4 separate regions of the Homo sapiens genome follow, and all the other regions are linked to region 2. The links are chromatin contacts, found by Hi-C in ENCODE. All regions are on one chromosome and are shown on one strand. Each heading gives the region's core, a stretch centred on a gene start or an enhancer-like site at or near the end of the contact. The rest is flanking DNA. Distances are from core to core; before and after follow the strand shown.

The links. A loop is a pair of places that touch in the nucleus more often than their neighbours do. Pooled maps may share reads with other maps.
Region 1: a loop to region 2 is called in a map of Calu3, with 2.5 times the contacts of the local background. The contact joins the promoter of LINC01628 here to the promoter of LINC01829 in region 2. A Hi-C loop is called at or near these places in 1 of 168 maps with a recorded cell type or tissue (Calu3).
Region 3: a map of sigmoid colon shows a loop between it and region 2 (4-fold over the local background). The contact joins the enhancer-like site here to the promoter of LINC01829 in region 2. A Hi-C loop is called at or near these places in 2 of 168 maps with a recorded cell type or tissue (prostate gland and sigmoid colon) and 6 of 50 pooled maps.
Region 4: a loop to region 2 is called in a map of endothelial cell of umbilical vein, with 2.2 times the contacts of the local background. The contact joins the promoter of LINC02831 here to the promoter of LINC01829 in region 2. A Hi-C loop is called at or near these places in 1 of 168 maps with a recorded cell type or tissue (endothelial cell of umbilical vein).

The regions. Positions count from the first base shown.
Region 1 is chr2:66,921,126-66,923,825 of GRCh38, forward strand. LINC01628 (long intergenic non-protein coding RNA 1628) reads right to left here and starts at 1,365. Exons shown (of 3, transcript NR_110600.1): 1 at 1,177-1,365; 2 at 1,040-1,097; 3 at 385-567. The region is part of intron 1 of LINC01799 (long intergenic non-protein coding RNA 1799); the gene reads left to right.
Region 2 is chr2:67,213,940-67,216,639 of GRCh38, forward strand. It overlaps LINC01829 (long intergenic non-protein coding RNA 1829), which reads right to left and starts at 1,380. Exons shown (of 8, transcript NR_038844.1): 1 at 1,289-1,380. The region is part of intron 1 of LINC01828 (long intergenic non-protein coding RNA 1828); the gene reads left to right. All of the region lies in intron 1 of LOC101927661 (a long non-coding RNA gene), which reads left to right.
Region 3 is chr2:66,887,560-66,890,259 of GRCh38, forward strand. No RefSeq gene overlaps it. Among named protein-coding and RNA genes, the nearest start is that of LINC01799, 16 kb to the right of the region's middle. Within about 2 kb of position 1,317, at least 7 of the 41 ENCODE cell types and tissues checked have a DNase peak (open chromatin) inside an H3K27ac peak, as active enhancers do; they include sigmoid colon, where a contact is called at or near this core.
Region 4 is chr2:67,562,858-67,565,557 of GRCh38, forward strand. It overlaps LINC02831 (long intergenic non-protein coding RNA 2831), which reads left to right and starts at 1,443. Exons shown (of 7, transcript NR_183413.1): 1 at 1,443-1,608; 2 at 1,946-2,029. LOC105374786 (a long non-coding RNA gene) reads right to left here. Exons shown (of 4, transcript XR_001739524.2): 2 at 1,571-2,700; 3 at 925-1,058; 4 at 1-172.

The sequences.
Region 1 (2,700 bases), core at 115-2,614, 290 kb before region 2:
AGCTGCTAAGTTAATTTAAATTTAACCATAAAATACTAAGCACACTTGCCTCTGCCCGTTCCTTTGCTTTACTAGTAAAAAGAAAAAAAAAAGAAGTGAAGAAACATTTTCTCAGATTCTTTCTCCTTTACTAGGACATCATTTTGAAAATGTGATGAGTTAGTTAGAAGGATATAGGAACTCACAACTCAAAAACTGAATGATAAAATTAATATTAATAACAAATACCATGATATCAATAGCTACTATTTGTTGCAATTGCTATATCCAGGCACTGTGCTAATCCTGTAGATGCAGTCCCTTATTTATTCCTCACAACAAATCTGTGAACTAGATATGGTTGGTATCATTTTTCATAGGAGAAAAAAGGAGGCTTACAAGTACTTTGGCATGAATCAGAAAATAAACATTTTATAAATGTTAAGTATTTTCAGGAGTATTAGTATCATTTGGTGGGAGGTAATCATGGCGAAATACATCAATGGAGGGAGTCACCTTTCTCAACCTCTGTCATCATTATACCCAAGGTGAAGCATGGCAGCTGAGTCCCAGTGTGAAGGTTCAGTGCTAGCAGAAAGAAGAGCAAGGAGAAGTTGGTGAAGCTGGGGCAAAGTGAGGATATGTGTGCGTGCAGGTGTGTATGTTTGTACATAAATTTGCATGTGCATGTTTGTGTGCATGTATGTATGCACAGGTGTGTGCAAATGTAGACTTGTATGTACACGTTTGTGCACATGTACGTACATGTGTGTGCACCTATGTTTGGGGAGTGGGAACCAGGATGGGGAGGAAGTATAGAGTAGTGCCAATACAGGAGTGATATCAGCCTCCTTGAACATATCTAGTGCAACCTGACAATCTGGTACAGATTTAAAAACAGGCCATCGCTCTAGAGGAGAGTCCAGGAGGTGCCATGTTGAGCTTGGCATTAACTGTCCAATTTCTGGATTTTGGGCTGGTCCAGCAGGGTAGACTTATGGGAGAGGGGTCAGAAGGACTAAGGCAGGAGGTAGGCTCTGAGGGGGTGGTGTATACTTACCACATGGCACAGCTGTATTTCAAAAACTGAATAGCAGATACGGTCCTACCATTCAAAGCTGAGGACATAAACTCATAGATTATTGGCCTTCTCTTGTCCCTCCCATATCTCCTATTTCCAGTTCTATCCACACTTACTCCAAAGTGAGCTGCCTTCTTTCCACTGCTATAGAAGGGATTTCCTCCAAAACATTGAGCTCATAGCTTTTTTTCAAACACTTCAATTCTAGAGGACTGCTTTCCTTCTTACAGGTATTATGCCTTTTTGTGGGTGTGTGTGTGTGTGAAAACTAGAAAAAATTCAAACCTGGGGCTGAATGAGTCCATTGGAATCACAGAGGAATGTGAAGTTTTAAGACAATATCAGACATTCTAGAACTTGGGTGAAAGGTTTTCACATTCCCTCTCAGGCTCTGTCAAGCCACATAACAAAAATAAATTGATCAATAAATGTGTCAAATGAGAAAACATCACATTCTTGTCCTTGGCAGCATTGTATGGCTTCATGATACTTCTTCATGGCAGATTATTGTATGTGCCTCGGTCCAAGTCTCTTCCCTTTGTTCTCTTCTCCTTCTCTACCTTGGTTTCACCTTGTTTTAGGAGCAAAGCCAACCTATTTCATTTGGAATCTGATGAAAAGACAGAAATGGTTCCTGGGATTTTGAACTTTCCTCTCTTACTCCAACCTACAAGAGAGGCAACTCCGGAGGACGTAGGACAAATAACAACTAACACTTGTCTAGTGCTTTGTGATTTTGCAAAGTGCTTTTATGGATAAACTCACTGTTTCTTACAACAGCTTTGTAACATCATGATTATTGTTTCCCCTGACAGAAAACAAAATGTCTCAAATAAGTTAAGCAAACAGCTTATAGGTTTTCTGAGATACCATGATGTCTCCAATGTAATGTGGGATTTTTTAACCTATCTTCACTCTGGTTATTAGGAGAAATCCTCAGCACCCATGCCAGGACTCTAAAATCCTGTAGGCTTGAACGTTTCCTTGTTTTAAATAATGACCACGACTCTCTTGCTCACTCACTCACTCCAGTTCTAATGGGGACTTGAAGTCAGTGGGTTAATGCTTTTTCCTCTTTCCCTTTTTCTATCCCAGGAAATAAATACCTTTTTGAGATATGTTTTATTGAACAAATGCTGATTGAGCATCTATTATGTGCCAAACACTGTCCTGTGGCTTGGAATATGATTGTTAGCCAAATCATGCCTTTCTAGAGTTTGCATTCTCATGGAGTGAGGCCTAAAAAAATTTTAATAATGAATTGTGGCACTAGGTGTTCTATGACAGTTCTTTTCATTAGAAACAAGTCACTAGGTTTAGCTCACAAACAAGGAGAGAGGATTACACTGGGCATGTGTACCAGTAGTTGGTGGTCTTTGGAAGCCATTTTAAAGAGATTTCTATAAAAGGATCTGAGCATGTCTCTCAGAGGCCCAAAATATCCTCCCCCAACAATAACATTCTTAATAAATAAAATCTACAAGCCAACTTCTGCCTTCATATGATGATTTTCTGTGCCTCATACCTTCAAGTTCTATCTCTTAATTTCTACTATGAAACAAGAAACTAAAGACTTGAGGTGTTACCCTTTTGAGGGTTAATTTCCTCTCCACAAGGGTTTTCCACATCTGAAAATCTTT
Region 2 (2,700 bases), core at 130-2,629:
CTCCCTACACACTCCACTCACATACACACCCACATAAACACATACTTCCCCCATACACACACACAGCCACACACACATCATACACACACTCCCCCTACACACACATACACACCCACAGTCACATCCACACTTTCCCCACACACATACACATACCCCACACACATACACACCCACATATACACTCCATACACATACACACCCACCAACATACATACACACCACACACACATATACCCCCACATACATACACACACTCCCCACACATACCCGACTTACATACACACCCACATATACTTCTCCCATACACACATATACACACCCACATACACCCCTCCACACACACGTATAACTCCCCACACATACATACCCACATAAACACATACATATACATACTTCCCCAACACATATATGCACACCACACACACACCCCTCCACATGCACATACTCCCCCCACACCCATACACATCCAAAACCCCACACACATACACATCCAAATACACCCACACCCACATACACCTTACATACATACACACACTTCCCACACACACCCCACACACATACCCACATATACACACACCCACAGACACACACACCCACATCCACACACCCCACACACATACGCACATACATCCCCCCACACGTACCCACATACTTCCCCCCGACACATACACACCCACACACCCCACATACATACCCACATATACACACCCACATACACCCCCCCAAAACACAAACCCCACACACACATACCCCACACATATACCCACATACAGACACACATACTCATACATGCACTTACTCTCCTCACACACATATTCACCGTAAACACATACATACCCACACACCCATACACACATTTCCCCCACATATACACAACCCCATACACACACACTCCCTACCCACACACACATCCACACACCCACATTCCCCCACACACACCCATACACACACTCCCCACCACCCCACACACACATATTCACCCCCACACACACACTCCCCACCACCCCACACACATATTCACCCACACACGCTTCTAACACACCTACACACACGCTTTCCACACATATACACAGCACACTCACACCCATATCCCTCCACACACACATGCATACCACCCTACACAGAGAACCAGGGCCTAACCTCTCTATCTCTCTTCTATCCCCGCAAGGCTCAGCCTGTGCCCACTGGGAGACAGAGAAAAGAATCTGAAGAAGAGTAAAATCTGCCTCTACCCACCCCACCCCCAATTTTCATTCCAAGCCTTAGGCAGATAAATGTACTTTTCCACCTGTTCATTGGGGTCCCTGTCCAGATAATCCATCGCACAGGCTCCAGCTCTCAGGTGAAGGCCTCAGGTGAGAGGCTCTTTTTAGATTTAAGAATCCAAGCCTGGAGGGGAAACCCTGTTTCTAGAAAGGGAGAGCTGTGTTGCTGACGGGCGGTGGGAAGAGATGGGAACCTATGGGGTTGAATTCCTGCCCAGTCATCGGCGCTTGGCTACCCCCTGCTGGGCGGGAAGCTCTTGGCCTCAGACTCACACATTATGCTCAGGGTCAAGTCTATTCCCAAGGCTTGGGACAGAATCCACTTACTTCCTGTCAAATTGTTATCACACGTTCCCAACGTGAAGCTGGAGTGTGAAGTTACCTTCCAATCCCCAAGAGGTGTTTGTTAAAGAGTTTTTTTCCTCTGAGCCCTTTGTATGCCAGTTTAAGCAGAACAAATCTATTTATTTTTTGTGAGGATCAGTTTATTAAAAGCATGCACATAACTCAAATCGTATAGTAAAATGATGTTAGGCTTTGTTGAGCATGAAAAGTGTGCTCGCTCAAACCCCATTTCCAACCTTCCGTGCGTCATTTTCCCCTGAAGCAGAACATAGGTTATGTTAACAGGACCTCAGCCCAAAGGCCTAAAATCAGCTTAGCTCCCAGGCTTTCTCCAGCCATCTCTTCCCACAACCCACTCTTTCCACCTCTCAGGAAAACCCCAGCTACATGATGTAGAAAACTGGCAAATATAAGCGGACGGGGAACCGATTTTTAACCAGATCAAGTTTTCAAATATAGATTAACACGTTTTAATTGTCCTATAAACTATTATTCTTAAAGTCACTCTTAACAAAACCCAGACTTGGAGGAAGTTCTCTGCCATAACTGTAATGTGTATACACTATTAAGATAGTTATGAAACCTCAGACACATTTGGAAGACGTGGCTTAATAGTGCCTTTAATACAAAATAAAGTAAAATGTAAATAAAAAGGGATTAGTTGTTATAAGCTGTGACACAGCTGCAGCGACAGAAACTGAAGAAACATGTAAACAGAGAGTGCTTTTAGTCACTCAGTGACCCAAATGTCTTTTTCAGACTCTCACAATTCTAATTCTGACACACTCGTTCATTTCATTTATTTTGCAAACCAAGCAGAAATGAAACGGACCTTCAGATTAAGTAAACAGGGGCTTTACATATAGCCACTAAGCTGCCAGATAGACAACTTTTGGTTTACATGGAGTGTAAGGGTAAAGAAACAATGTCAAAACTGCATCCCTTCTTGCATTTATTGGCATGAAGTGAAAATCCAAATATATTCACCAACAAATTAATAAAGGGTGAACAGGCTGCTAACCTTGCATGGTGCGTTAAAGTGTCAGAGCACTTGAACTGCACATCATAGCACAGCCTCAGAAATAAACAA
Region 3 (2,700 bases), core at 67-2,566, 330 kb before region 2:
TAAAATAGATGTGAAGTTAGGAAGAAGAAATGAGAATTGGCTCTCAGCTAAAGGCTTTGGAGTTGAAGGAACTGCATTTTGTCTTACTCTGAATTTCATAGACCATGAAACTGAGTTTCTGAGAGAAACTGACTTGGAGGGTGAGTTCGCACCCTCGTTTGTTGAGTTCCTGTCGCTGCAGCTTAATTTGCCTTCGCACCTTCCTTTCACGCTCACAAGTGTCTGGTTTAGACAATACGTTACACGACCACCAACAGTAGCAGCAGCAGCAGCAGCAGCAGGGCTAAGACTGCTCTCCAGATCCACTTCTCCCACTACTTTACTGTTGTTTTTTCCTTAAGTGTGCTGTAACTTATTCTGTTTCTCAAATAGGAATTTGAAATTGTTTTTTAAAAAATAATCTTGAATACAAAAAAATTAGCCAGGCATGGTGGTATGTGCCTGTAATCTCAGCTACTTGGGAGGCTGAGGCAGGAGAAGTGCTTGAACCCGGGAGGCTGACATTGCAGTGAACCGAGATCGCACCACTGCACTCCAGCCTGGGCAACAAGAGCGAAAACTCTGTCTCAAATAATAATAATAATAATAATTTTGAGATTTTTTTAAAACATAATTTTGAAATTATTTTGCCCATGTGGGTGCTGACACAATCAGAGATGTTTGTTTAAACTTTAAGAGGAACATGAAAGATATCAGAAACACTAAGAGAGTTAGGGCAAGACATTAATGGGAAGAGATTTTTGGGCAAACTTGGTCAAATAACATACTTGATATTTATTTGGTCAGGAAATAAGTAAGTACCTATGTGTCTTCCATCCTATATGAGAGGTTACCAGTGCATGTTTTATTGCATTCTTTTTATATCTCTTTTTGTCAAATAAGCAAATAATTATTGATCACTTTATAAATGTAAGGCATTTTGAAATTATTAAAGAAGTGGCAGTGGATGATTCTCTAGGAAACACCAACAGCTTTAAGAGTTATAGTCGCCATTTTCTTAACCTATGAGTTTTCATTTAATCTGGGAGAGTCATGTTAAACTAATGGTGAACATCCCCCAACATGAATTTCACTTGCACTCTTGACAGTTCAAGATGGCTTTGGGATCAGATATCAGTCACCTGAAAGATATTTGGAATATTTGGGTAAGTTGGTGGCTGGGTGGAGGCAAAGGAAGGAGGAAGGAGAGAATTTCCCAGTACTACTCAAATCACAACATCTAGTTCATTTCCTACATAAGCCCAGATCACGCAGGCAGCACTGCCTGTGGAAGGAAGAAAGAGCCTTGTGTGCTCACTACACAGGCCTGAGGTGCCATGTGACCTTATCTTTGAGCGGTCAGAAGCACGTCAGAAAGGCTTCCACCATGGCTGGTGAATAAGAGCGCTATAAAACCTGAGAACACAAGACCTAATGACTTAATGGTTTTGGCTCTGCCTTGATTTGCAGGGGCCTGTCTTCTTACATAGTCCATGAGCTGTTTCCAACCTGCACTTGATTCCCTTAGTGGGGGGAGAAACAGATGCGCAGTTGGCAAACTGGGAGTCTAATCCAAACATCTAAACAGCACTGCTTGGAGGAATTCAGGATGGTGTCCAAGAGTAGGAAAGGAAATGTATTTGAGAACAGGGACTCCTAAAGCTTACTTTTGTCCTCTGCAACCCCCCCCCCCCACCCCCACCCCCTCTTATACTGTCTTTGGCATAGCTTAGTCATTAATAGCAGTCATTAGTGGTGAATGACCTGGAAGAAGCAGAAAGTGGGGGTGGGTCGTATGTGGTGAAGATTTTTGGCAGCTAATAAGGAGGCTTTCTGAAGTTGCTTCCCCAGTTGGATGGGATGGAAACTTTTATGAGCTTGAGTCACATTCATACAGATAGGGTTTTGTAACTTAGCATTGTGCAAGTTATCTGGAGCTAGAAACCTCTGGGAATTAGATGTCTTTCAATTTCCAGGGTGTAATGTATATAAAAGCCTCCTTAGACATGATCTTTCCTCCAAAAAATACCTTTTCCCAAGGATGTCTTGGGAAATTTTATCCCATGTTTACTGAAATGTTTAACTTCTTATCAGTTGAACCAAGGGTTAGTTTGTATATAAGACACTCAACTGAAAAACCACAGGGCTAGAACTACCCAAGTCCAAAGAGTTTCCCAGGAGGGCAACTTCCGGATCCAGACATCAGGCTTCTAAAATCATTTAAAGTTGACATAAAGTGATCCTACTCACAGGTTATAAACAACTTTTTACTTTTAGGCCGTAACAATTAGAAACTGTTTATTTTAGTTTTGTAAGTGGATCCATTCAATAGGTTCCACACAGGGCATCTATCCCAATCTCGGCCATCACTCAGACCTCCTTCTTTCTCCTCTCTGCCCAGCCATATCTCCCAAATTCATCACGACTCCCAACCCCCACCACACACACTCTGAAGATGGCCAGATTTACCAAGTGAAAATACAGAACACCTTGTTAAATTTGAATTTCAGGTTAAAAAACCCAAAAATCCTTTCTTTTAGCATTGCTACATTCTATGCAATATTTGAAGCATATTTATACTAAAATATTATGTATTGTTTATGTAAAAATTAAATTTAGCTGGACGTCCTATATTTTATCTAGTAATCCTGCCCCTGCTCATACCCTTTACAAAGTATCAACATTTATAGTATATTTAAGTTGAAACTGCCTTGTAAGATC
Region 4 (2,700 bases), core at 193-2,692, 350 kb after region 2:
CAGATACATGTAAACATTCAGATGAAAAGTGAAAAATCCAACCAGCTGAATTGACTTACCTGTTGTTGGGAACACCTGTATGTATTGGCCTTATAGGAAGCCCTCAACAGACATTCACTTTCTTGTCTTTGGGCAGAACTGTATCATATGGCACCTCCAGTTGCAAGGACATCTGGAAGACAGAATATTTAGCTTTTTCAGACTCTGTATTAGAGACAGGTAATGAGATCCCCTTTGGGAATGAGCGATGAACTGGCCAAATTACAGTTCTAACTAGATAAGCGAAAGCCACAGCAGGCCAGGTGAAATGGAGGTACGGGAAAGTCCAGGGAAGAGTTGTTTAAATCAGTGGTTTCAACCTGGGATGTTCATTGTAATCACCTGGGTATCACCCTCAGCAATCCTAATTTAATTGGCCTTGGGTGTGGTCCAGCATCAGGATCTTTAAAAGCTCCTGTAAGTGATTCTAAGGCACAGCCAAGGTTGAGAGCTACTGGCTTAAAGAGATAAATATCAAGACTTGTATCCTCAAAGAAAATAGCAAAGGTATTAGGTATCTCACCAGCTATTATGTTTTGTGGATTTAAAGTCAAAGATTAAACAAAGGTTTTTAAGAGCTTATATCTGGAAAAGGAGTAAAAGTCTAGAAAAAAATTATTCCCTGATTTTGCAAACACTTGAGTGACAAACAGGCATTAGAACATGAGCAAGTTATTTTTAAAATAATATGTTGATTAATTAAGGTTCACTCAATCTAATAGTTGGAAATATTCATAGAAAAAGTGGGCAGTCTTATCTGTGTAATTAACTGGAAATACATCTCAGCTCCACCCCTTCCAACAGTGGGGGTCTAGTGTAAAATATTGACCTCTCGTAGAGTCTCAGTTTTCCCACTTATAAAATGCGAGAAATGATTGAACCTACCTCAAAAGCCTTTCTGTAAGGAATGATTGAGATAACCTGGATGAAAGGGTTAAATGTCTGGCATGTAGTAACAGCTCAATATCATCGTTCTTGGTCTCCCATTCAGCAAGCTCATTTACAAGCATTCATGTCACCTACAAAGAATTAGCAAGAATTGGGTCTGAAAAACACCAAGGTGACAATTTAATTACTGTTATATGAGGCTTGATGAACTATTATTCAACTATCCAGGGCAAAGTATTGTAAAAGAGATATAAAATGCTGCTGGAGGGACTTATGTTAGATATGATTTAAAAAAATAGTTAACTATGAAGGCAATAAAACATGATAAAACGTTAGTTGAAAAAGCAATGGTTTCTCCTCAGAAAGTCTGCTTTAATAGGAGATATTTTCATATTTCTAGAATAGTCTAAGCCATAGTGTGGTAAATAAATTAACTTTCAACATCCTTTTTGGTCTTTATGACTCAATAATTGTGACTCAACGATATAAACTTAGGAAGATGAAATTCAGATTTCAGTTGAGAAGCAATGCTGTTTCACCTCCCTGAGAGAATTGCCTTGTTTGTGAAATACTACAGAAAAACCTGTATTTTCTCCAGAAAATGAAAGGTCTTGGCCTGAGTAAATCAAGGCAGAAAACTCACCCCCGTGAAAGCTGCAGCTCTGAGAGTGTGTGGGCAGGGTGAGTGTCACAGGTTCAGGTTGTCTGGACTGCCCTTGGGACCCCAGCTCCTCCTTTCCATCATGTTGCGGTCCAGAGTTCAGTTCATACCATCCCAGATGATTTGGGGGTTTGCTTCCTCACTTCAGGCACTCTTTAAATAAGAGGCCTTGTCAGTGGCTCTTCCATCTGGCAGAAAGTGGGTGCTCAATAAATATTTGTTGAATGAGCCTGATCATTCTGATGAAAAGAGACCCCTTTGTTCTTTTGGGCCATTGGGTTTACCATTTACTAAACGGCCTGTGGCTTCCTGGTCTGACAAATTTATAGCACCTGTTTATGTCTTTCTCACCCACAGGCTTCAACAGAATACCTGTGGCTGCACTTACAAAAGGCAGCCAGAAGGACCCGTCCATTCTGGAAAGTACCTTTAGTCTGAAAGGTACAAATCAGAACTTTCACCACATTCCATCTGGCACTCACTGGTGGTGCCAACACCTCAAAAACCCTGCCGGGGCCATTTGTCACCATGTGGACACAGACAGACCACCAGTGAAAGTGGAATTTTTGAATGAGCTTGAATGACCTGCCTATATGTGTAGACAGCCATGGTCACTTTTTCTCCGTAGGATTAGATGTGCTGATTCTAATGTGGTTCACATTAGGCTATTTTCTTTTAAAAGTGAAATTTCTTTTGGAAGCCTGGACATTTCTAAGACGACTTCACATCTATTCACTCATCTTGCCTTCCAAAACAGCTGCTCACAATCTGAATATTAGACTACAAATAGCAAAAACAAACCTCTGTTGTTATTATTACTATATTATTAGGGTTTTTTTAGAATCCCAAGGAATTCTTTATATAATGTAGAGTAAGCTATTAGAAGGAAATCATTATTTTCAATGTGGTTCATCCCATGGAGGTATGGATGGAGAATCCCTGCTCTTTCCTGGAAATGGATGCTGGTTCTTTAGAACAGTGAGTCTTCTTCAAACTGCATAAAATAATCATTATGACATAATCAGCAGCAGTGTGTTACACTCTTGTCATTTTTCCCTAGTGCATTTCCAGGTCTCTATCAGCAGAATTGGAATTACTTCATCATTTTCAGC